Linked DNA regions of Homo sapiens: region 2 is linked to region 1. Evidence: chromatin loops called from intact Hi-C (ENCODE). Cell type or tissue: sigmoid colon. All regions are shown on one strand. Links, peaks and the distances in the headings refer to the core of each region. The heading gives the core; the rest is flanking DNA.

Evidence for each region. A loop is a pair of places that touch in the nucleus more often than their neighbours do. Peaks named below come from ENCODE experiments on the same cell type or tissue, not always from the same donor. Only the 100,000 strongest peaks of a DNase experiment are listed, where the experiment ranks them.
Region 2: a loop joins it to region 1, with 4 times the contacts of the local background. A loop is called at or near these places in 2 of 110 quality-filtered maps.

What each region holds. Positions count from the first base shown.
Region 1 is chr22:46,969,004-46,973,383 of GRCh38, reverse strand. All of the region lies in intron 8 of TBC1D22A (TBC1 domain family member 22A), which reads right to left. Among named protein-coding and RNA genes, the nearest start is that of TBC1D22A-AS1, 55 kb to the right of the region's middle. In sigmoid colon, for the core only: no CTCF peak of the experiment used is centred there; DNase peaks (open chromatin) are centred at 1,743 and 2,073; H3K27ac peaks cover 500 bases.
Region 2 is chr22:46,914,736-46,919,115 of GRCh38, reverse strand. All of the region lies in intron 8 of TBC1D22A (TBC1 domain family member 22A), which reads right to left. It overlaps TBC1D22A-AS1 (TBC1D22A antisense RNA 1), which reads left to right and starts at 3,074. Exons shown (of 1, transcript NR_122047.1): 1 at 3,074-4,380. RefSeq lists enhancers at 3,544-4,043, 4,044-4,380. In sigmoid colon, for the core only: no CTCF peak of the experiment used is centred there; no DNase peak of the experiment used is centred there.

The DNA.
Region 1 (4,380 bases), core at 304-4,303:
TGAATGTGCGTGCTCATTTCAGCTGTCACCACTCTGCTGTCACCACCCTTGAGCCCCGGACAACAGCGGGGTAAAGAGGGGCAGGGCCGTGGCTATGCCGAGCAGCCTGGTACACATGGGGAGGGGGGTGCCAGATGCAGCCCCACCTACTGGTCCCAGAACCCAGGTCCCTAAGTGCTCCCTGAGGACCCAGAGGCCCACCTCACATTCGTGTCGTGTACAGTCCTATCCCATCGCGCTGCTTCCCCAGTCGCAGCCCTGCACAATTGCTAACTCACACTGAAGTGTGTGACTGGAAGAGACGAGGTGACACGCCACCTCCCACGGTTCTTGGTTCACCCCAGAACCAGCAGGATAAAAGGGCAAGAGCGCCTCCGTGTCTGACCCTCCAGCAGGAGTGAGCAGCTGGGCGCTCGAGGGCCTGGACAGGGAGGCAACAGCCCTGGACACATCCAACATGGCGGGACCTGCGGGAACGTGGGAGGGTGGGCGGATTCCAGCCAGTTCGCACATCACTCCTCTCTCTGGGGTGCTGGGGGTGGACCCTCAGTCACTCCATGGGTATTGCTTTGATTTGGTTCTGGGTTTTGTAAACGGAGAGATAATTCATCCGCCATAAAATCCACTCTTTAGCGTGTGCGACAGAGTGGTCTTGAGTAGGGTCACAAGCGTCACCGCTAGTTCCAGAGCCTTTGCATCACCACGGAAAGAAACCCTGGACCCTTCAGCAGCCGCTCCCCACTCCCCACCCCACGCCTGGCAACCACGAACCTGCCTCTGTCTCTATGGAGTTGCCTATTCTGGACATTTCACACTGCTGGAATCAGGCTCTGCGGCCCTCTGTGACTGGCTCCTTCTCACTGAGCACAATGTTCTCCAGAGTCATCCATGCGGCAGCCCGTGTCAATGCCTCACTCCTCTTCACGACTGAGCCGCACCCCTACGGCCAGGCCACGCCGCGTCTCTGCATGCCTCGGCTGGTAGACCCTGGGCTGTCTCCACCAAGGGGTAATGTGGACACAGAGAGCCGGTCCCGTGGGCGGGATCTGTCCCTATACACCAGGCACCAGGCACAGACATGAGTGAGAGACCTGACGCCCTCAAGATGCTCATGAATTAAAGGGGAAAACAAGCGACTTTAAAGATTGGAAACATCAATGTTAGGTGTCGGAGTCACCCAGTGGCATGGGGAAATGGATGGGTTCCTCCTGGGACCCGGGCTTGTGAAGGACACCATTGTCCACAGCATACCGGGTGCAACCAGGCCCTCACTCTCTTGGCCCATGTTTTCACCCTAAAAGGCAGGTCCCAGTTCCCCATTCCTCGAATGCGGGGCTAGGATGACAAGTGCTGCTGGCTGGCCATGGCTCTGTCCCCTGACCCTCCTCCCAGCCGGGTGTGCCCATGACACCAGCACTCTCCTGGTGGTTCTGTCCACCCACCGGCTCCCTGCCGGGCTGCAGGCTCTCCCTCCAGCAAGTGGCAAGGTGTCTGGTCTCAAAACTCTGCTGGCGCAGGAGCCCGGGTTGACCTGAGCACACCCTCTGATGAAGCCCCCACAGGGACTCCCAGGGAAAGGCCCTGTCTCCCAATTTCCCACGGCAGCCCAAGGTGGGAGGTGTTATTTCTGCCGGTTCACAGATGCAGAAACTAAGCCTCCACGCGCTGATCAGTGTGCTTTGTGAGGCAATGGTGGGAGTGAGCAGGACAGGCCTGCCTCGACTCCAAGTCCAGCCCCCTCGTAACGCCTTTCCTACTGGAAGGACCGGCAGCAAAAGCCAAGCAAATAGACAGGAGGGTAAGTGGCCTCCCCCTGGCATCACTTCCTCCCTGGGAAAACAGTTTGGGCAGAATCAACTCAACGTTCTGCTGGCCTAGAGTGGGTCTGATTTTATTTCCTCTTCTCAGGGAACTGAATCAGCAGCAATCATCAGCAGGCTTCCTCTGAGAAGTTTCCCATCGACGTATCCTCTTTCAAGGGCCTTCCAAGCATGGAGACATTTCCTCAGAGATAATAAGAGTAAACAGGGAACTAAGGCCTCCCAGACCTTGACAGCCTCTGCCTGAGTGCACAGATGCAGCTGGGCTGTGGCAGCTCCGACTCGCAGAGCCAGGCGCCGCGTGAGCCAGGCAGGAGCCTCGCTCTCTTGGTCTGTTTAGCTGGCTTGTTATTTTATCTGAGGAAATGTCAGTGGCCTATTCTAGGTGTCATTTCTCACAATGGGCCATTTGTTACTCTTCAAGGTAATGAAGTAATGGCATTTAACTCAGAGAGCCCCCGTGGTGATTTGTCTTCTAAACGCCAGGAGAATTGGAATTACCCTTATTGTTAGAATGAGATAAATATCCCCCGCCAGAGAAAGCATCCCCCACTTTGGCAAAGGCACACAGAGTGGCACAGGGCACTCTGGACTCCAGGCTGTGACAGCGGGGTGAGGGCCAGGACAAGCTGCAGAAAATACCCACGGGCTGGTGTGTCTGGCCCCTGGGGAGATAGCCTGGGAAGGTCCAAGGCCACCCAGAGGAGCCCTGTCCCTGGGTGTATGGCCCAGGCGGAACTGCAGGCAAGATCAGCAGGTTTTCCCTGGCTTCTATCTGTTAGATGCTGATATACAAAACCAGAGTCCACTGTGGGGAGAGAATGGTCTCTGAATCAAGACTCGGAGATGGCCAACACCCATGACAGATTTTAACCCAAGACCTTCCCACTCAACGGTACACACTGTCCGCCAGGCATGCTGCCACCCATGAGGCAAGGAGGGAGAACGAGAAGGGAGCAAACTGGAACGAGGCACGACCTGGGAAGCCCCATGGCTGGGGCCTGCATTGACCAGCATTGGGATGCTCACAGCCGGGCAAGCCACAACAAGGAGGACAGGTTTATCTCCCAAAACATGTGTCACTCCATAGGACAGCAGAGATGACAGCACTGACACCAATCGAAAAAAAGATTTTTCAGGTAAGATCACAAATGAGAAAGGAAAACACAGACATGGTAATTCCAAGCAATCCCAGGGTTCAAAGGAAGAAACGCGATTGAAAGGAAAAAATGATCAATACACAGGTGAAAGCAGAGACAGGAAGCAGAACCAGATGCCAATCAACGGAGGGTGGGGCCTAATGAAATGACAGCCATGGCTGTGGCCCTGGGGGTGGGGGTCAGGCAGGGGGCGGCTCTCAGGCCCCGGGGCCTTGGGAGATCTGGGCTTAGAGATTTCTTCCTGGGTCATGAAGACATGCCCAAGCTGCCTCAAAGCAGCTGGATTCCAGGAGGTGGGTAATTCACAGGCATCCCTGGGCTGTGGGGAGGGCGAGGGGAGATGTATACAACCTCAGCTTCCTCCCAGCCAGGAAGGACCTTGACAGCCTGGGAGCCATGACAGAGATGGGCCACTGTGGGGACTTTCTACAGTGACATTTTTGCAAACACATAATTAAAAATAATGAAACTTAAACCAGCGCGTTTCCATCTGAAATATGATTGTATCTTTTACTTTTCTCATTTAATTATAAACATTAACACCAGCATGTATCACAGTGTTCTGGGACTGCATTTGGCCCTTTCTTCCCCTACATCAGTCACCACACCTCCCTACAAGGGGCAGCCCCGTCCCCTATACTCTGGGGACACCAAGTTGAGAAATGTGTCAGTCCTGACCCCAAAGAGCCCGCAAGGTGGTGGGATGGCGAGTGCACAGGCTAACCCCAAGGGAACCTGGAGGAGGCAGAAGAGGCTCCCACAGCCCAGGGCAGAAGATCAGCAGGCCCAAGTGGACCACAACAAAATGTGAAGTCATGGCACATAAAAACAGACACTGAGTTAAAAACCATCTCGCTTGCCTTCTTAGACCACAGAAAGGCTTTGGGGGATGATTTAACTAACCTTCTTTGAAAATGCTGCCCTGCTATAGTATTAAGGAAAACAACCAATTTGTAAAATAAGCCCCCCTTTATCAACAGCTCCATTTACATGGAAAAGTCTAGCACTGCATCTACAGAAATCTACACAGAGGGGCATCATCCAGGGATGCCACACACAGGAATGTCTGAACACTCCTGCAAGGTGGGGGGAGTGGGGCGGGAAATTTGCACTATTTTCTGCAGAAGGGCAGAGAGTAAAAGGGAATGTCAATTTTCACAATGAGCAGTTATTTCTGCAACAGAAAAAAACAATGTTTAAGCCACTTAGAACAGTTTAAATAAGGCCTGTCTCTTCCTCAGATAAATACCCCTAGAGCAGAAGATCCCACGGGTGGTGGTACTCCCCTTGTGAATGTTTTGAGAAACTTTCAGGGCATTTGGGGGTCAGAATGATTAGGGTGGGGGGTGCTGCTGGCATCCAGTGGGCAGGGCCGGTGCTACAAGGTGGGGATAGCACTG
Region 2 (4,380 bases), core at 101-4,100, 54 kb after region 1:
GGATGATGAAAATATTCTAAAAACAAAGGTGCTGATGGTTACACTACTCTAAATATTCTAAAAATCTTTCAACTTTACACTCTAAGTGGGTAAACGTTATGGTTTCTAAACTGAATCTCAATAAAGCTGTTTTTAAACAGCAGTAGTAAGTAAAGTTGCATGGAGGTTGGGAGTGGGTGGGGGACAGAAGGAAGGAGAACGGTGACTGCTGGAGTCAGATGACGGGCACGCGGGTTCTTCGGACAATTTTGTTGACTTTGTGTTTGAAACTTTCCATCATAAAAAATTATTTAAAATAAAGTTGCAAGAGGCTGTGGTCCACTGAGTGCAATCTTCCCCAAGCACAGAAACATTCAGGCCCCCATTTCTGAGGGAGGGCAGGGAGCTGATGTGACAGTTTGCTTGCCACTATTCTTCAGCCAGATTTGGCAGGTCGCTAGCAAGATCCCCACTATCAAATGCTTTGACCAATTTTCAGTCTCCATCCCTATGAGCTCTGCTGACCACTCCCTCCTTCCTGAAGTTGTCCCCTCCCTTGATTTCTGTGATACCTCAGGCCTGGCCTTTGTCTTACCTCTGAAACCACTTCTTCTCCATTTCCTTACCACACCACCATACCTCTCCCCGGGGCACACACTGGTCTGGCAGCCTGCATGCACACACACACAGACCCTCTTCCTTGCCTCCTGTCTCCACCCACATCTTCTCCAGGTCCCCTGTGGCTGGTGGGTGGCAAGGGTGTGGCTGATGGAGGACATCGCTGTGTGGGTTCCAGGAAAGCTTCCGAAAACACATAGGCTCAGCTGAGGCGTGCTTTGGCCTCGGCCCTGCACCCTGCACCATCTCCCTCTCTCCAAACCTAGGACAGGGACAGAGCAGAGATGCGGCCACCATTTTAAGCAGAGGAAAGCCACAGGCAGCAACAAAGAAAGTGACAGTAACGATGATCACAAGAGCAACGCATACTGGACACTTACTGCGTTCCATACCTGGTTCTAAGCTGTTTTTGCCTCGCTCAGTGTTCACACCAACCAAGGGACTGGTGCCATTACGATCTCCATTTCGTGTCCACTGCAGAGATCACTGAGGCACCAAGGCCGCCTGCAGCTCTTCAGGGGCAGCGTCTGGATCTGGACCCCAGCGGTCAGGCCCCAGAGCTGCATTGCATCCTTCACAGATCCCAAAGGCGGCCCTCAGCAGCAGGAGCCACCTGGACTCTCAACGCCCAGACTCCGGCATGGGAGAGCGCCATAAACCTCCCTGTGGGACAGCCCCATTGCCAGCTCCTCGAGTCACAGACAGTCACAGCTCGGAGACCCCTGACACATCAGAGAGCCACTGGATCCTGTGACCCGCTGCACTCCACTCTCCCCAGACACACACATCCACAGCCGCGACTGTCAGCAGCCATTTCCAGGCCGACAATTTCCAGACTAACCTCCACTGCAGATCTCCTGCCAAGGCCCGGATCCCAACAGACTCTTCTACTCAATCACTGCCGACAGAGCACACTCAGCACATCCTAAATCAGAACCCCATCCCGCCTCCTCAACCCGCTCTTTCTACTCCACGTCTCATCCTGGTAAACGGCACCACACCCCTCACAGGGCCAGGAATCTAGGAGGTGACTGGATTTTTCCTTCTCGTTCACGCTCCCCTCTACTCACACCAAGCCACCTTGGTGCCCTCACAGCAGCCTATTTGACATCCAGGACCAGGCCCTCCTCTCAGGCCCAGTCCTCCGTCAGCGAGTCTCCTGCCTCCACCGGCCTCTGGTCTGGGCCTGCTCCTGTACCCCTCAGTGTCTCTAGACCAGGTGTCACTCCTCTGCTGTTACAAACTCTAAGATGCCCTGGACCCTATGTTATTCTCATCCTAGACCTGCCTTCTTCCATGGCCTGAACTAAGTCCAAAGTAGCACGTGCCTTGCTGTTTCCTCTCAATTCTAAAAGATTAGACTAAAAAGTGTGTCTTCCGCCTGTTCCTAGCTGAGTGTCGTCTCCAATGGCTGTGCTAACTGGAGTCTCCTCCACACTCTGCCCGCCCCATGGGTCAAGGACGCAATCTGCAAGAACAAGCACGCACGCTTGGCTCTGATCTGGAATGGGCACATTCAAGCTTCAGCAAATGTATCACTATGTGCCTCTAGTTTCTTCCCCACTCCCTAAGGCTTCAACCTCTGAAATTTATGAGCTGCGAAACCTTCCTGGCATAGAGAACTTCTCCATGATCGATCTCTCCCATCACATTATACCCTCTCACTTCGTTTTCACTTGTAGAGTTTTCTCCCCAAGCTTCGGTGATGTCGAACTGGCTGTATTTACTGGACTTCACTGTCTTCACATGCTTTGCACACGGCTGCCCCTGCCTCTGAGGTCACGCAAGATCGCTTGACCTCTTTCTCCAATGACAGGCACCTCCAGGGCCTGAGCGAAACTGGTGGGTGCCACTCAAACAAAGGTTGATTACAGATTTGTTCCCCATTTGCTTGGAGAGGTTGAGGCTAGCACTAGTGAGGAGTGTGCAAGTGGGTTTGTGTCTCTGTATGGTTATGTATGTCCGCGTGCACGTGCCTGCACGCCTGTGTGCACAGCATGTGTGTGTGCAAGAGCATGCCCTAAACATGCATTTACAGACTCTGCATCCATCAACAGCAGGACCAAACTGCCCTTCTCAAATAGTGGTGAGCTCCACGAGGACTGCTGGGATGCATACCATGTATTCCTGACTCAGGCCGGCAGTGTCCTGGCACCCATGGAGACCCATCGAACCCTAACCCACCTCTGAGCACACCTCCACACAGCTTGAGCATTGCTCCCCCACTACAAACTGTTTCTCTGACTCTGACATCCTGGCCAGCCTCCTGCTGAAGATGAACATTCTCCTCTGTGCTGGGAAGCAGTTCACCTAGTCGACTGGTCTGCCTTCAGACCAGGTCCTGTGTGTCAACCTCAACCACAGCAGCTCTCATTAGTTGCTTAGCAATGAGACAACCTCCTATGAAATCATAACTGGAAACAAAGTGTCAGAGGGGTTGCAATACAATTCACTACATGCATATGTCCTCATCCTCGGGGGATGATCTGTCCTCGGGTAAAGCTCATCTCTCCAGATTACAGCAAGGATGGGAATCTGAAGCCCACCACATCCTTCTTTCCAAGTCAAAGAACGTAACACTGAGAGGGCTCTGAGTGCCAGCATGTGCAGAGTTGGAACCTCCCACTGACAGCCAGAACGATGAGCCACTCCCGAAGAGCTGCTCCTACTCAGGACCAATGCCACACTCCAGGATTCCCCACCTCCCGTGAAACCAGTGGGAGCATATGGCAGGCCAGGATCTGTGGATCTTTACAGGCTCTGGACACATGGCGAACACACATCCCCAGAAAGAGCCCAGCTCCCACTCAGGCATCACAGATCTGTCTGCTGTTGCCTGAAAGCCCCTGGAGAAATCCCACACCCCGGGGATTTCTTAAACCTTTGATTAACTGGGATGCTATCCTGTACTTCAAAGAAAAGAGGAATATCCAAGTAACAACACAAGCTCATCCCCAGAACCAGGCCAGCTGCAGCTCTCAGGAGGTAGCCACACCCGGGCTAGTGCCACTGGCAGCTGCACCAAAGGTGTATGAGCGGTCACATGATAACCTGAACGCTGAGGCCCAAGGACTGGCAGGTGCTCAGGTGTCGAAACCACAGAATCCCATTACCAGGCTCTGTTCTCTGAAGGAACAGTCAATCTTGAAGATCTTCACTAAGCAGAGCATCTGAGGTTTACCGGCTTGAAGACCCAGCAAACTAAGAGTTCAGCAAACCAGAATAGCCTCTCTGGAGGGCACCCGTGCCTCTGCCGGTGCTGGACCCTGCGGGTCCCTGGTCTATGAGCTTCCCCAGAAACCCTCCAATCTCATCCACGCAGCTGCCAGAATGAATGTTCAAAGATAAGAACCTGAGCACAGTGGCTGGGGGTTTCGCACACCCCTGGGACTCGACCCCAAGCTTCTCCTTCTCAGCACTGCAGCCCAAGCCGCCCTGCCCTTCCTCCCAATGCCACTACTTGTCACTGCACCTTGGATTCCAGGCCGGCCCTTCTGCTGCCCTCTCTGAATGCCCGGCCTCAATCTAGCCTCCTCCTCATCCCGCGAGACATGGCTAAAACATCACCTCACCCTGGAGGCCTCCCCTGACCCCTATAAGGGGACAGGTCCCTACAGCAGCCCAGGCTTCCTCTTGATAATGTGAATGTTAATTACTTTAATTAAGACTTTAAATTACTCCTCTAAAATCTGTCTTCCGTGCTACAACCACAAACTCCAAGAGGACAGGGATCAGGCTTTCCTTGTTCTCCTGCCCCACTCCCACAGCACAGGGCCAGGAGAT